2 separate regions of the Homo sapiens genome follow, and region 1 is linked to region 2. A link is a contact called in ENCODE Hi-C or POLR2A ChIA-PET data. All regions are on one chromosome and are shown on one strand. The core of a region is the stretch at or near the end of the contact, and the rest is flanking DNA. Distances in the headings are between cores, read along the strand shown. Region 1 has its middle 86 kb from the start of LINC00261. Region 2 has its middle 44 kb from the start of LINC00261.

What was found. Hi-C counts contacts between places; a loop is a spot of excess contacts on that map. ChIA-PET counts read pairs that join two places held with the same protein, here RNA polymerase II (POLR2A). Pooled maps may share reads with other maps.
Region 1: a loop to region 2 is called in a map of HepG2, with 4 times the contacts of the local background. The contact joins two enhancer-like sites. A Hi-C loop is called at or near these places in 2 of 168 maps with a recorded cell type or tissue (Caco-2 and HepG2) and 1 of 50 pooled maps. POLR2A ChIA-PET finds 5 or more read pairs at or near these places in 5 of 52 experiments (A549, Caco-2, HepG2 and 1 more).

Annotation. Positions count from the first base shown.
Region 1 is chr20:22,489,000-22,495,811 of GRCh38, reverse strand. No RefSeq gene overlaps it. Among named protein-coding and RNA genes, the nearest start is that of LINC00261, 86 kb to the left of the region's middle. Within about 2 kb of position 5,316, at least 10 of the 41 ENCODE cell types and tissues checked have a DNase peak (open chromatin) inside an H3K27ac peak, as active enhancers do.
Region 2 is chr20:22,531,392-22,538,692 of GRCh38, reverse strand. No RefSeq gene overlaps it. Among named protein-coding and RNA genes, the nearest start is that of LINC00261, 44 kb to the left of the region's middle. RefSeq lists a silencer at 4,388-4,682. Within about 2 kb of position 4,497, at least 2 of the 41 ENCODE cell types and tissues checked have a DNase peak (open chromatin) inside an H3K27ac peak, as active enhancers do.

The DNA of each region.
Region 1 (6,812 bases), core at 4,067-6,566, 44 kb after region 2:
GGTGTAGATCCATTCCCCTCCCAAATAAAGACCTTGCTTGGTTCCACCTCAATGTCTCCTTCTTAAGGAACCCAACCTACAACACCTGTGTTGTCAAATTTGTCCTTAAAATTTCCATTAAAAGGGCCCCACAGAGACTAACATTGCTGTTCTCCGTGGATCCAAGGAGCCTGTGTTACTTTCAGAGCCAGGGTGGATAAATGGCTACTCAGCTGAACTTGAGCAGCAGGAGAAGCATCTGGTTTGTATTTAAAGCCATTGTGTAGACAGACACCTTTCTAAAACCCAGGGGTGAGCATTCGCCCCTTGAGAGGTGCATGGGCCTGTGCAGTGCAGGCAGGCACAGCTTGCAGGTGGCCTGGTGAGTTGGAGGGCCTGCACTTTTCCCAGCATCCCCTCCTTATCATGCTGAGAACACTGGACTCCCTGCAGTTCTATGCCACTCCATGGTAGGAACAGCTCTCTTCACTCTGCTCTGCTCTCATGCTCCAGATTGGTTCAGAGAGGATACCGGAAAAGAAATACCTTCCTGTGAGACAGAGAAGGAATCTCCATTTCAAAAGCCTCAGTGTTGTTAGAGTCAGGTATGGGGCATCTCAAATGCCTGTGTTTCTGTGTTTTCCAGATGCCTGTATTTTATATTTTTATAATTTTTTTCATTTGAGATGTAAGATAATTCCCCATTCCATTCTGAAAAGCTGTTATTAACTCGATATGGTATTTTAACATTAATACCATCTACATCTCATGAATATGGTAAAAAATGTACAGAACTGAGAACAGTGGGGAAGCAGAGGAGGCAGAGGGCCTTAAAGTGGGGTCCCCTGGAACACCAGGCATTCTTAGGTCTTAGCAGCCCTCAGCATCTCCCAGAGGGCTTGTGGAAATAGAGTCCAAGGCCCACTGCAGGAGTTTCCGAATGAGAAGGTCGGGGGTGGACCTGACCATATGCCTTACTAACAAGTTCCTAGGGAATGTTGGTGCTGCTGGTGCAGGTATCATCATCTCCTAAGACACTCTGAAAACCAGTGACCTGAGGCTTCCCTTGCTACGGGGGCATGGATGAGTTGAATGGAACTTACAAAACTGACTTTGTGCAAAGAGGCTTTAAGAATTAGCACTTTAGGTGGGCTACCACCATGAATAAATAAACACATGAATTTCACTTCCTGGTTATTCATTCCCATATGACCACAGCCAAGCCAACCAAGCTCCTGGGATATTGGGAAGATGAGTGTCCACACGGGGGAACATGCAAACCCTTTGAGGTGCAACATCCGAGAGCTGATGATGGCTTTCTTGTGCTTTTAAGGTAAACCCACTGGGCATCTGCAGCCTGAGTTTTGCGGAGCCCGTCTCTCCATTCGATAGCATCCTTATATTGCAAACAGAAGGCACCGGAAATAACTGTGGTTTATCCAAGAAGCAGCATCTTTTTTCCCCTTATATTTAGAGGGCCAAGGGCTCTGCTTATACACTGTGTAGACTTCAATTGGCCCCAGTGCTAGCTTCATTTCTCTGCCCTCTGCTTCCCCTTCAGTGAAGTTTGTGATGAAGCATTGGTCATATTCCGTTGGCCCATCAGAGGTCACCTGCAGACATCTCCCTACGTATGGAATACATCCTGTGGGGAGAGTGTATGCCCCAGTGGCTGGGGTGGCCAGAGTGGTGGAGAGTTGACACATCCAGGAAGCATCCTCAATCAATGAAGGACAGGAGTTGGTGGGCAAATAACCCAGCTTCCCTTTTGCTCGTGGACAATCTTGGAGTGGGCTTTGCACAGTTTCTCACTGGGTTCCCTGCAGGGCCGAGCTCCCGTCTCCCACAGCGATGAACTGATCACACACACCTGTCAGTGATTGTTTTCTCTCCTCTCTCCTCTCCATTGCCACGTTTCCTGGGATCACCTTCCACATAAACAATTTGCACTCAAATTCTTGACTTAGGGGGTGTTAAACTAAGATATCCATTATTTTCCCAGAAAATGAGACTATGCACACTACACATCCCTCTTTCTCTTTTGATTCAATCCACTTTAACAATTATAGGAGAATGTCCATATGAATTAATATCAATACTTCACTATCAATATGTTAACTTGACTTGCATTATGTGGCTCATATAGCCATTTAATTGCTGATTATCCCAATGAGAGATTCAGATCACTTTGCCCCCCAAATAACAAAATAATATTCTATTTTATCTTCTTTGGGCACATTGAAATACATTTAATTGAATGCATGCTTAGTCAAGAGCTTTGCCTCCTTCAAAGCCAAAGGTTGTATTTTAGACCAACTGCATGTGGTGGAGGAACAAAGAAAGATTTTTTTTTTAATTTTTTAAATTTTGCCAGTACATAGTAGGAGTATATATTTATGGGATACATGAGACATTTTTATACAGGCATACAATGTGTCATAATCATAGCAGGGTAAATGGGATATCTATCACCACAAGCATTTATCCTTTCTTTGCATCATAAACAATCAAATTATGCTCTTTTAGTTATTTTTAAATGCACAATAAATTATTGTTGACTGTACTCATCCTACGGTGCTATCACATACCAGCTCTGATTCATTCTAACTATATTTTTGTACCCATTGACCATCTCCCCTTTCCCACTCCCCCACTCCCATTTTCCAACCTTTGGTAACTATCATTCTACTTCAAAGATGGAATTTTTAAAAAGTAGAGTCAACTCTAACCTTATGTACAAATCTGTGGTTGAAGAGCTTGTGATCAAATGGAATAGAGAGGTTATAAACTGTGTTCATGCTACCTGTATGAAGAGCATTTAAAAAAATAAAAGCCGATGACACTATGGAGCTGCTCATTATGTTAAAACTGATAACATTATTTGAATTGGGTGCCTTCCACATTCTAACATCCAGGACCTCTGAAATCATCAGCTTTTCCTTCCTCTGGAGAGTTTTCAGATCTGGGGCTAACCTCTGCCAGGATGAAAGTACTTAGGCATTTCTTCATACAGCAGTGAAATGCCATACACTTTCTCTCCCTGAGCTGTGTTTTTTTGTAGTACATGTTGTGCCTTCTGAACTGCTTCTCAGTGGCAGGAACCATATTACATCTGTCTTTGCTCCCTCTAGAGCCAAGTGCTCTGCAGTACATAGAAGGTGCCCAGTAAAATTGAGGGAGGATGGACAATTTCCTTAAGAATGAAACCAGGCCACAAGGTGCATGAAGTAGCATGCAATGGCAAGCTGTCACTCCATCCCGAAATAGTGGCCACACAATCACATCCTTCTGGGATCTATTGATCCGTCTGTTGTTTCACTTCCAAGTCAACTTTTGCTTCCTCATTTGCTAAAAAAAAAAAAAAAGATAGCAATACAATTTGACATCATCCAATATGCCCTAGATGTTGTAAAGATCAATTGGATATGATCTTTAAAGGTATTTTGACGCTGGAGAAAGGGAGATATGAGAACCATTGGCAGTACCATGCATTTAGTGTAATACGTTTACTGGCAATGCCTTTATATATCATCAGCAGCCATCAGCAAAATTTTCATGTGTACAGTTCCTAGAAAAAAATCTCTGCTCTTTAATTCCCTCAAACTTTAAAATCTCTATTCTTTATTAAGCCAGGTTTCAAAGATGCTGATTTGCTTGTTTTCAACTACTCTTAAAGGACAATGGTGCATTTGTGGTTTATGTTTTTGAGAAGGCTAGTGGTAAGATGGTAGCACAAATCTGAAGAACATTTTGAGCACGCTGGAGGCCAAGCATAAAATCAGAAGGTTGGGATATCTCGTTCTTGGGAGGGTGGTGATTTCAAATAAAAGAACCGAATTTGGGAGACCAATGTGGGCAGATCACAAGGTCAGGAGTTCAAGACCAGCCTGGCCAATGTGGTGAAACCCCATCTCTACTAATAATACAAAAATTAGCCAGGAGTGGTGGCATGCGCCTGCAGTCCCAGCTACTCAGGAGGCTGAGGCAGGAGAATTGCTTGAACCCAGGAGGCGGAGGTTGCAGTGAGCCGAGATCGCACCACTGCACTCCAGCCTGGGCGACAGAGCAAGACTCCATCACAAAAGAAAAAAGAAAAAAAAAAAAGAACTGGTAGCTGGAAGGTTTTAATGTGGTTCTCATTCACCCTAGCTCCAGTCATGTTGACACACAAGCTACTTACCATTAAGGATGTTAAGGTGAGGTTTTCTATTTAAAAAAATTGCTGTCAGGGACACCTGCATTTTACTTGCTGAGTGGAAATATTAGAATATACCCGTGGGTGACTCTCTAAGCTAAGTTTTGGAAAGAAAACACCCCACTGATGTTAGGGCAAAACAATCCATCCTTGGTACACATCCAAACAAACAAAAAAAAAATTCAGCTTAGCTTTCTAATTTTTTTTTTTTTTTTCCTAGCTGGGGGAAGGATGACACAGGGGAAGAGAGGATTATGGGCTTTATAATCACACATTTCCTAGCCTTGCTTCGCTGAACTCAGGCAGATGCTTTGCAGAAACGTGCAGGATTCCAGGCAGGTGGGTGATCAACCAGAACAAGGCCTAAGGAGTGGGGGCACAGCGGGCAGCAGGAGGGAGCTCAGGGGGCAGGCAGGCTTCAGGTTGATGGCAGCACCTGGGTCCAGGCTGGGCTCTGGGCTCTGCCAGGGAGCCTGGAGCCAGGGGTCTCATTAGTACCTGGCTAGGACTGCAGCCGGCTGATGGCAAATACAGGCTATCAAAGCCCTGTCAGCACTCCTGAATGGGACAAAGAAAAGGCGCATTAATGATTAACTCTGCTAAAAGCTCCGGCTTTTGTATTCCCATGGTGCCTGGCCTATCTGGCTGCCATGTGACCGGCCCGGGCCATTTTCTCGCAGATTGGGGAAAGCTAGTGAGCAAACACAGGTGGTTCTGTGTCGGCCGCGCTGTCAGGGACAACCGCGGACAGCACCAGCTATGCCTGGTGAAATTAGCTGCTGTGTTTGCCTCCAGTTTTGCTTCCTGGTGCTCTTACTTTCTAAGTCGAATGTCATTTTGCCACTCATTTTCAACTATTCACAGGAGGTGCTAAAAAGGGGGAAAAGGCCCCCACGCAAAAATGGGAAAGGGAGACACACAACATCATGTTCTTTGAACTCTGCAATAACGTTTGGCGACCAAAGGCGAGGGCAGGGTAAACTAATTAAAACCTCTCAGGTCTTTAACTTTCTGCAAGAGCAAATTTATTCTTCTCAAAGGGAATTATTTTAGTGATCCTGACCAAATAAGCAAGCTACAACAATGACGTCATAAGCCTGCTGGCATGGACCCAGCTCGGCTCCCTGTGCCATGGGGCCTGGAAGAACCTGCTTTTTAAAATGGGCCGTGGCACTAGCGCCCACCCGTACAAGCCGGGCAATGAGAGGGTGCCCTTCCAAGTCTGACCCTGCCTATTCGTGGTTCAGAGTCAAGGTCCCTCTAGTGGCATTATTTGTTTAAATGCATTTCTTCCTTGGTCTACATCAGACAGACCTTCTTTTTCCTGTTCAAATATTTATATGTGTGTATTATTGCACGCGGCTTCAACTGCTCCCAATCACACCAGCGGCCATAAAGCACAGATTATCAGCATGAGGTGATAAAGGCCCTTTGAGTCAACACCAGAAATGAAGAGAAAATGAAATAAAGTTATAAAAAGAGGACAGCATAAATGTCTACAAAGAGTATATCAGTCTGCAGATATTCAAGCAATTAGCTACAATAGGAAAGACATTTTATCCAAACTAAAGTACCGCTGACATGATTAACAACGTTTGATATTTAAATATAACATTCTGCCAGATTCCCAGTTAAGAAAGAGGGCACTTGCGAAGTCTTTGGATTGGAATGCAGTTAGTTCAGTGTTAGTGAATATCAGCTCAAACACAGCCGTGGTGTGTGCTGCGTTGCTTTCCAATGGACGCTGACCACAGAATAAATGTGAGCAGTCTCTAGCCCCAAATGGCAGGGTGAGGCTGCTGTAATCTCTCAGCGCTGTTGGTTTGAGGTTTGTAGTGGTGTTTATTCTTGCTCCTTCCTCGTGGTTCCTAAACTTTTGATTTTTGTGAAATGAAGGAAATATGGTTATAGGCCCCAGCTGCAGGGGAGACTTGGTTGCCCCTGGGTATAAGCACCTCAGTGTGGATTTCCATGTCATCAAGCAATTTTAGCAGATACATTTTTTTGAAGGGGGCTGACAGTAATTGGTTTTTCTTTGCAAGTGCTGATAGGCAGGCAGTGGTGTCACTCTTGCCCGAATTACTTAGAGCACAAGCATCATACATAAAAACCCTTTATTTATTTGTTTATTTATTTATTTCAAACCAAAAATAAACAATTATGAAGAGCATGTGGCCAAAATGAAAACTCAGCTTTTGGTTTATTTCCAATGCCTCCTTGCTCTCCAACATCTTTATGTTGTTTATCAAAACCATAAGTTAGTTCTGTGAAAATCAACATACTGACAAACCTTTAACTAGATTGACCAAGAAAAAGAGAAAAGGTGAACACCATCAATCAATACCAATTTTGGCCATATCCCGGGCAATAAAACAAATCTCAAAAAATTATAAGAATTGAAATCATAGAGAGTGTGTTCTCTGACTGCAATGTAATAAAAATAGAAATTAATAACAGAAAGATAAGAGGAAAATCTTCAAATACTTGAAAACTAGACAATACACTTCTAAATAACACATAGGTCAAAGAGGAAGCTCCAAGTTAAAAAAAAATTGAACTGAATAAAAATGAAAATATACATCAATGTTTGTGGTACACAGCTAACGTGGTGCTAAGAGAGACAGACATTTATCATTCA
Region 2 (7,301 bases), core at 3,248-5,747:
AAGAAAGAGGCTTTATTATTTGGAAAGGCAGCTTAGTGTTGGTTAGGCACAGCGGCTCATGCCTGTAATCCCAGCATTTTGGGAGGCTGAGGCTTCAGGATCGCTTGAGCCCAGGAGTCCAAGACCAGCCTGGGCAATATATCGAGACCCCATGTCTACAAATAGCAATAAAAATATTAGCTGGCACCTTCAGTCCCAGCTGCTCCACAGGCTGAGGTGGGAGAATCACTTGAGCCCAGATTCCAAGCCAAAATCCTGCCACTGCACTCTAGCTTGGGTAACAGAGTGACAGCCCATCTCAAAAAAAAAAAAAAAAAAAAAAAAGAAAGAAAAAAAAAACCCTCAAACTTTGATGTCGGCCAAACTGGTGTAAAATTTTAGTTCTGTATCACTCTGGTTGTAGGATGTTAAGTGACTTGCTTAACCTCTCTGATTTTTGTTTCCATATCTGTAAGACATAGATAAGAAAACTCCCTGTCTCATAAGTTGTTATTGTCGTCAATTAAAATAAGGTGATCTATGGCAAACACCTAGCTCAATGCTTGGTGCTTTGCATGTGCTTCAAAAACTGCTAGCTGCTTTTCTTGCTACTTATTATTTACCCATTCAAGTTTCAAGGGAATGATCACTGGGCTTCTACTATGTATCAAACACTGTTGATATCAACATGAGATAATAATTCCTCTAGAGGCTTAGCCTAATAGAACTGGAAATTGGACCAATATAGTCAAGTGAGTAGAGACTGAATGTAGGGTTTAGTTATTTGCATAGGAGTCATCCTGTGTACATATGTATATGGTATTAATATATATAGAGTGAGATATGGATTGAGACTGTATACATTTACCAGAGTGGGCCTTTTGCTTGTTTTACAGCAAAGATGATGTTAAGTCAAAGATGCATCCTATAAACGATGGAATTTTCAACTGAAAGAAGTAGGATAAATGCAAGACTAATAAGGACATGAGTCAACTCAGAGGCCAAAAGCCAAGCACTTCTCTCCAGAGAGCTGAGCCTTGAACTAAGCTTTAAAGAAATCAGTGAACCGAGTGGGATGAAAGAAGATGAAGAAGGTGGTCTGCATTGAGCAATTAGCCAGTGTCCTAGAGTGTGGTGGTGAAGAACATGAGTTTTTGAATCTAGACAGAATGGTTTTGAAGGATTCTGAGAAATGTGTTGACCTCTTCGGACTCCAGTTGCCTCACTTGCAAGGCATTAATAATTTCTCCATCAAAGATAGTTGTAATGATGAAAAGAACCATTTGTGTAGCTTCCAGTGAGCACCCAGTGCTGGTTGTTTTTATATTTATCCACAGAACTCAAGCAATCCAATTAGTCTGGAGCAGAGGGTGGGGTCAGGGGTGGTGGAGAATCAGATTTGAGAGACAGCAGGGCCAGATGATAAATGGGCTTGGATCGCACCATATGGAATGTGGATGTTATCTCTAAGGTAATGATTAACCAGAGAAGAGTCTTAAGCAAAGAGCACAGAATTTTAGAAAAAGCACCTGGGCACTGAAGAGGACAATAAATTGCAGGAGGTCCTACTGGAGGCAGGGAGAGCAGTTAGGGGAGTTGCAGGAACCAAAGCAAGAAATGGAGCCTGTGGGAAGTGAGACAATGACAGAGGGACCAAGCATAGAGGGCAGAAGCGAGGAACATTCAAGAGGCAGCACTAGTGGCTTGGTTGGCTGTCAGAGGTGATAAGAGGTGGAGGCACAGGCCACTTCCAGGTGTCTGACTTGGGTGAGGTGGGAGAAGACAGGGTGGAGTTGGTTTGTAGAGAAAGAAAATGAGTTCAGATTCATCTCCAGGTACCTGTAAGCCGTCCAAGTAGACATGCCCTGAAGGCAACTACTATTCAGGTCTAGAATCTAATTGAAAGGTCGAGCTGGCGAGGCCAACATGGCAGATGTTGGAAGCATGGTAGAAAAAGCCTTCAGTGGGGATGAGATCACTCAGAGACAATTGGTTAAGAGCCAGCCAGACAGCCTGTTTATATATGCTTCCCTGAGTGATCGACTTCAGGCACACCACTTAACCCTTCTCAGCCTCAGTTTCCTTATCTGCAAAAGGAAAGTGAAAGGATCTGTGACCTTATTTGTGAGTGAAATGGATATCTATATGCAAAGTGCTCAGAGCAGTGCCTGACACAGAGTAAGTCCTCAATGACCTTGACAGTTGTCACTGTGATAAGAACAAGGGTAGACAGTGGACACAAGGGGCCTGGAAGGAACCACAGGTGATGGAGAAAAGGCTGAGGGCAAGTGGCTGACACAGATACAGAGAAGGGTCTTCCAGAAAGGAGGGAATGGAGAAACCTCAAGAACGTTTTAGGCAGAAGCCAAGAGAGGAGACCTTTAGGAGAAACGGAGGGTGCTGGACAGTTTCAGAAGATCCAGAGAGAAACTGAGAAAGGGCCACTGAATCAGACTATTGTGAGCCATTGGCACCTTTGGTGGGGTTAGGTGGCTGGTGGCAGAGGCTGGAGGGGAGAATGAGAACAGAGGGAATAGAGTCAAATAAATGCTTAGCTTAGAAAAGAAATACAAACATATATATGTGTATTGAGCAACATTTAAGGCTGCTGTGTAGAGCAAAGCATGTTATCTCATTTAATACAACACATCCAAAGCATGTTATCTCATATAATACAAAATATTTTGCAGTTGAGTAAACTGAAGCTCAGAGAGGGTGCAAGACTTGCTCAAATTCACATAGCTGGTAAAAACGGAATTATCTTAGACTGACTTAGGCTTAAATTCTAAATCCAAGACCCTTCTCTGGTCCAAGCCTCTATAAGCCTCTGAATTCTCTGGGTCACAGTTATAAAATCTCCAATAGGAATCAGCTCTGAGCGTGGGAGGCTGGAGGGGGAAGCCAAGCAGACACTAGCAAGATGAGCAGGAGGGAAGATGCAGGGTCATGAATCGAGGCCACAGGTCCATTCAGGCCCAAGTGTGGGAGGCATGGATGCAGGGAGCAGAGACCCCACACATGGTTTACCAGAAGTGTCTAAATTCCAAAACAGGTCTCAAAATTGAACAGAGCAAGTAGAGCAGTGTTATTCTGAATCAGCCAAGTTATCACGCTTTGCTCCGTGGGGTAAGCCAGCTAGTGGCGAAAACTGTAAGGGGCTGGGCCATACTGGCAATTATCCCCAGTGATCATGAGTGAGTCAAAGTGAGGGTCATTGGGGGATACTAGACAGATAGTGAAAAGGGGAGACTTGGGAAACCTGGACGCTTACTCAACTTACTGGACAAGGCAAGGCCACAATGCCTTTGAGAATCATTGCAGAAATGATTCAGAAACAGTCAAAACCAAGGCACACTGTATACTTTATACGATTTGGTGCTCAAAACAAACCAGTAAAATTTGTGTGATGACCCTGACTTTATATAGAATAATACTGATGCCCAGAGAGGTTGAGCATCTAGTCTAGGATCACAGAGATAGGAAATGGGGAAATTGGAATTAAACTGAGACTCCCAAGTTTAGGAAAAGAGAGAGGAGCTTCTGATGTCAGAAAACTTCTTAAAATTGTTCTTTTCCCTTCAGAGATATAAACACCAGAGAAGACACTGACTTAAAATTCAGGCTGCCTATTTGGGGTTGGGGAAGTCATTTGGAGCAGGAAGACTTAGTCTATTGATTTCCTTGATTCCAGATGCCAGACTGACACCCTGCTGCTCCCTGGATGTCACTGGAATCACTCTCAGAAGTCACAGAAACGTTGGGTAACCGAGGGACTGTGTCTCAAGGCAGCAGGATGATTATGGTGATGTGTGTGCCACCAGTGCGAGTGTGGCTACGATGTTCTTCATCTCAAAGAATGCCATGGACAACTCATGCGATGGCTCCCCATGGGAGCTGGATTCCAGTTCTGCAGGACACAAGGCCTTTCTGGCTGGCTTTCCAAACATTAGGCCTGGAGAATAACTTCAAGTCCCTGGAGAAGGCTTTGTTCTTTCCCTGCCCCTGGCCTTTGTTCTTGGCAGAGCTAATTAGGCTTAGTGGTTAATTGGCCCCAAAGTGAAGGCAACAATGGCAGAAGCCCTGGTGGCTTCCTCTGCCGGCCTCTCCTCTGCCATGAAGTGGGTAATCTGGGCTGGGGTCTTGGATTCTCAGCTCTTCATCCAAGTTATTTCTTCAGCCACGTGTACAGAATTCTGTCTCTTGCTAAACTCACCCGTTAACGAAGACCATCATCACTGTCTTCAGAACTGGGCTGGAGAGAGCTGGGACAGCTTTCATAGTCTATGAGTTGTGACCACCAGGACTCATTTGGAAAAAAAGCTTAAGTTTTTTCTGTTTTCTGCACTGTAAATTGCCTCTCTCTGTAAGGGTGGAGAAAGTAAGGAGACAACCAAGGTCCCTCAAATGCCATGTGAAGACATTTTATCTTATCGTGTCCTTAAAAGCTCACGTGGCAGGGCCCAGGCTTGTCTAAGCTCAGGAGCAGGCATGCATGCTGCCAGGTGTCCTGGCTGTGAGCTGCAAGTACACACGCCCTCAGTCTGTGAAAAGGTCCATTGTCATCTCTACAGACTGGGCCACAGCTCACTCCCCAGCTCAACCTCTGAAGGTCACCCAGCCCCAGTTATTTGTGGACTCTGGATCATAAGAAAGGCTCCTAGGGATTTTGTAGCTTTAAGTACTTCCTTTTCTACTGTGAGGTTCAGAGAGGCCAAGAAATTCTTCTGAGCGCACAAAGGGGTAACCGGGACCCTGACGCCCTATAATTTTTATCAGGAACCCAGCTAGCCTTGGCCAGCTGCCATCCACAGACATGCAGAATGGATGCAAGTGCCTCTAGGCAAAGCCATCAGGGTTTTGCTCTGCTGCTCTTACTTCTCATTCTTCTCCCACCCCAAATCTCTAGGGCGTGTCTGGAGTCTGGTTTCCTTAATCAATTCACATTGAGGGACCAGAGACGATGCATTCCAAATCTTGAAAGACCATAAACTCTAAAGGTTAAGATGAAGTTGGGGGATCACATAGCCTGGATTGGAATGTGTATTTTACTGCTCACTAGTCATGTGATCTTTTTATGCCTCAGTTTCCTCATCTGTAAATAGGAATAATAGAGCTTAACTCCCAAGGCAGCTCTGAGGATTAAATGGGTTAATATGTGTCAAATGCTTAAAACAATGAGCTGTTATTATCTTTGCCTTTCAAAAGTAGGATATCTAGTGGTGTAATTCTAAGAATGGCTCCTTGAGGGTAAAAAGCTGTGGAGCAAGGGCCTTCTGGGATCCTGCAGTCACAGTCTAAGATTGTCTCAAGAAGTTGTACACCACAGGCCACCAATGACAAGTCCCCTACTCTGTTTTCTGTTTTTTCTTCCCCCACTGGCATTTTCCTGGATGTTTTGTCTCTCTAGGGTGATAAATTAGCAAGTACTACTGACTAACCAATTTTGATAGGATTTTCAAAAGAATAAGAATAGCCAGCCACTCTATAGGGACTTACCATGCAAAAATTTTTCTCACTATGTGACATGCAGTCTGCAAAATGGCCACCAATGATCTCTACCTCCTGGTATTCACAGCCGTGGGTAGTATCCTCCTTTTGAGTAACTTACTTCTGAAAAAGAGAATATGGGAACATTGAGGGGGTGTCTATGATTAGGTTACACAAGACTTCAGTCTTGCTAGTGCATTCTCTCTCTGTCTCTCTATCTCTCTCTCTCACTGTTTAATGAAGCAAGCTGCCATGTTAGAGAAGAGAGGGCAGGAAGAGACTGGGGCAGTTTCCAGTTCATAGCCTGTAAGGGACTGAGGCCTTGAGAAACTGACTCTTACCAACAACCACGTCAGTGAGCTTGGGTACAGATTGTTTCCCAGTTGAGCTTTCAGAGGAGACCCTTGGCCATCATCTTGATATGAGACACCATGGAGCAGAGGATCTGGCTAAGCAGGCCTGCTTTGCAACAGAAACTGTGACGTAAATGTATGTTAATCAAGCCACTGACAGGTGGAGTGATGTGTTACACAGCAAGAAGTAACTGATGGCACACACTAGATTATCGGATTTTATTCCTGCATCATTTTTCAGAGAGATCAACTAACTCCTGCCAGTTCACACAGCTAGTAAGTTGCAGACTAAATATCTGAACCCATATCACAGCTGCTTCTCAGAAGAGGCTACAGAATGTAGGGTCAAAGATTATCTCCTAAGATTTTTGTGCATTTTAGCTTTGGTTTTCTAGAATGATTCCCCTGCTTTCATTGTTTGATATAAAGAAGAAATGAATATCCACTGACTGCCAACCCTTTGCCAGGGACTTTGCTTATGTACTCCAATCCTCCCATGATAAGGTGGGCATCATTAAACCCATTGTACTGTCTTTCCCAGAGTGGGTTTTCCAGACACTGATTCCTCAAGGTGCTCCATGAAAAAAAGGTTCCACAGCTTAATGTGTTTGGGAAACACTGGATGCCCCTCTTGGAAACTGACTTTGCATATGAGTCCCTTAAAGGCCCAGAGGAAATGCAGCAAAGAAATCTACCTAACACACATCCTAATTTTATGAGGCCACAGAAACTCTCATTCATGTAACAACAACACCCTAAGGAATATTTCATAAAATACACTTTTGAAAATACTGGCTTACAGGAAATTTTCCCTCTTGTAGTTTTCTTTTCAATCAAACCCCACAAAAATTTGGTCAAGACAGAGTAACAGTTTCTACTATATAGATAAGAAAACTAAGAGTCAGGGAGTTGTGAAATCATTGTCAAATATTGTTCATCTTGGGATGGTGGCCAATCTCCGCCTTATTTGATGTGATTGGCCACTTCTTTTTGTCTTCTTTCCTCCCTCCCTTCTCCCTCCCTTCCTCCTTTTCTCTCTCCTCCCTCCCTCCCTTCTTCATTCACCTCTCTTCCTCTCTTTCTCGCTCCTGTGGTCACAGAATACATTTTTCAGTAATTAAAAAAATATTTTTTTCTGCACCTGGTTCCACGGTGTCATCTGGAGGCCACTTCTCCTGCTCATTCTTTTTTGCCAAATTCCCCTCACATATCCTCGCCTATCCTGTTGGCAAATGGGTGCATTTCTGTCCACCTTCTGCCCACTCTGGCGCATTCTCCCTGGGTCACCATGTTCCTTTCAGAGCTTCAGCTCACCCCGGAACAGTGGTAGCTTTCTAGTCAAGCCCTTTTCCTAGGCCCTCTCTTGGCTCCAGGTCCTCAGTTAGCCCTACTTCTCATCAGGTATTCCTACTGAGGGACTCCCCCAGTGCCCCGAGTTCAAGCTCAGCTAACCACCCTCCCACACCCATCTGTAAGCCTTCC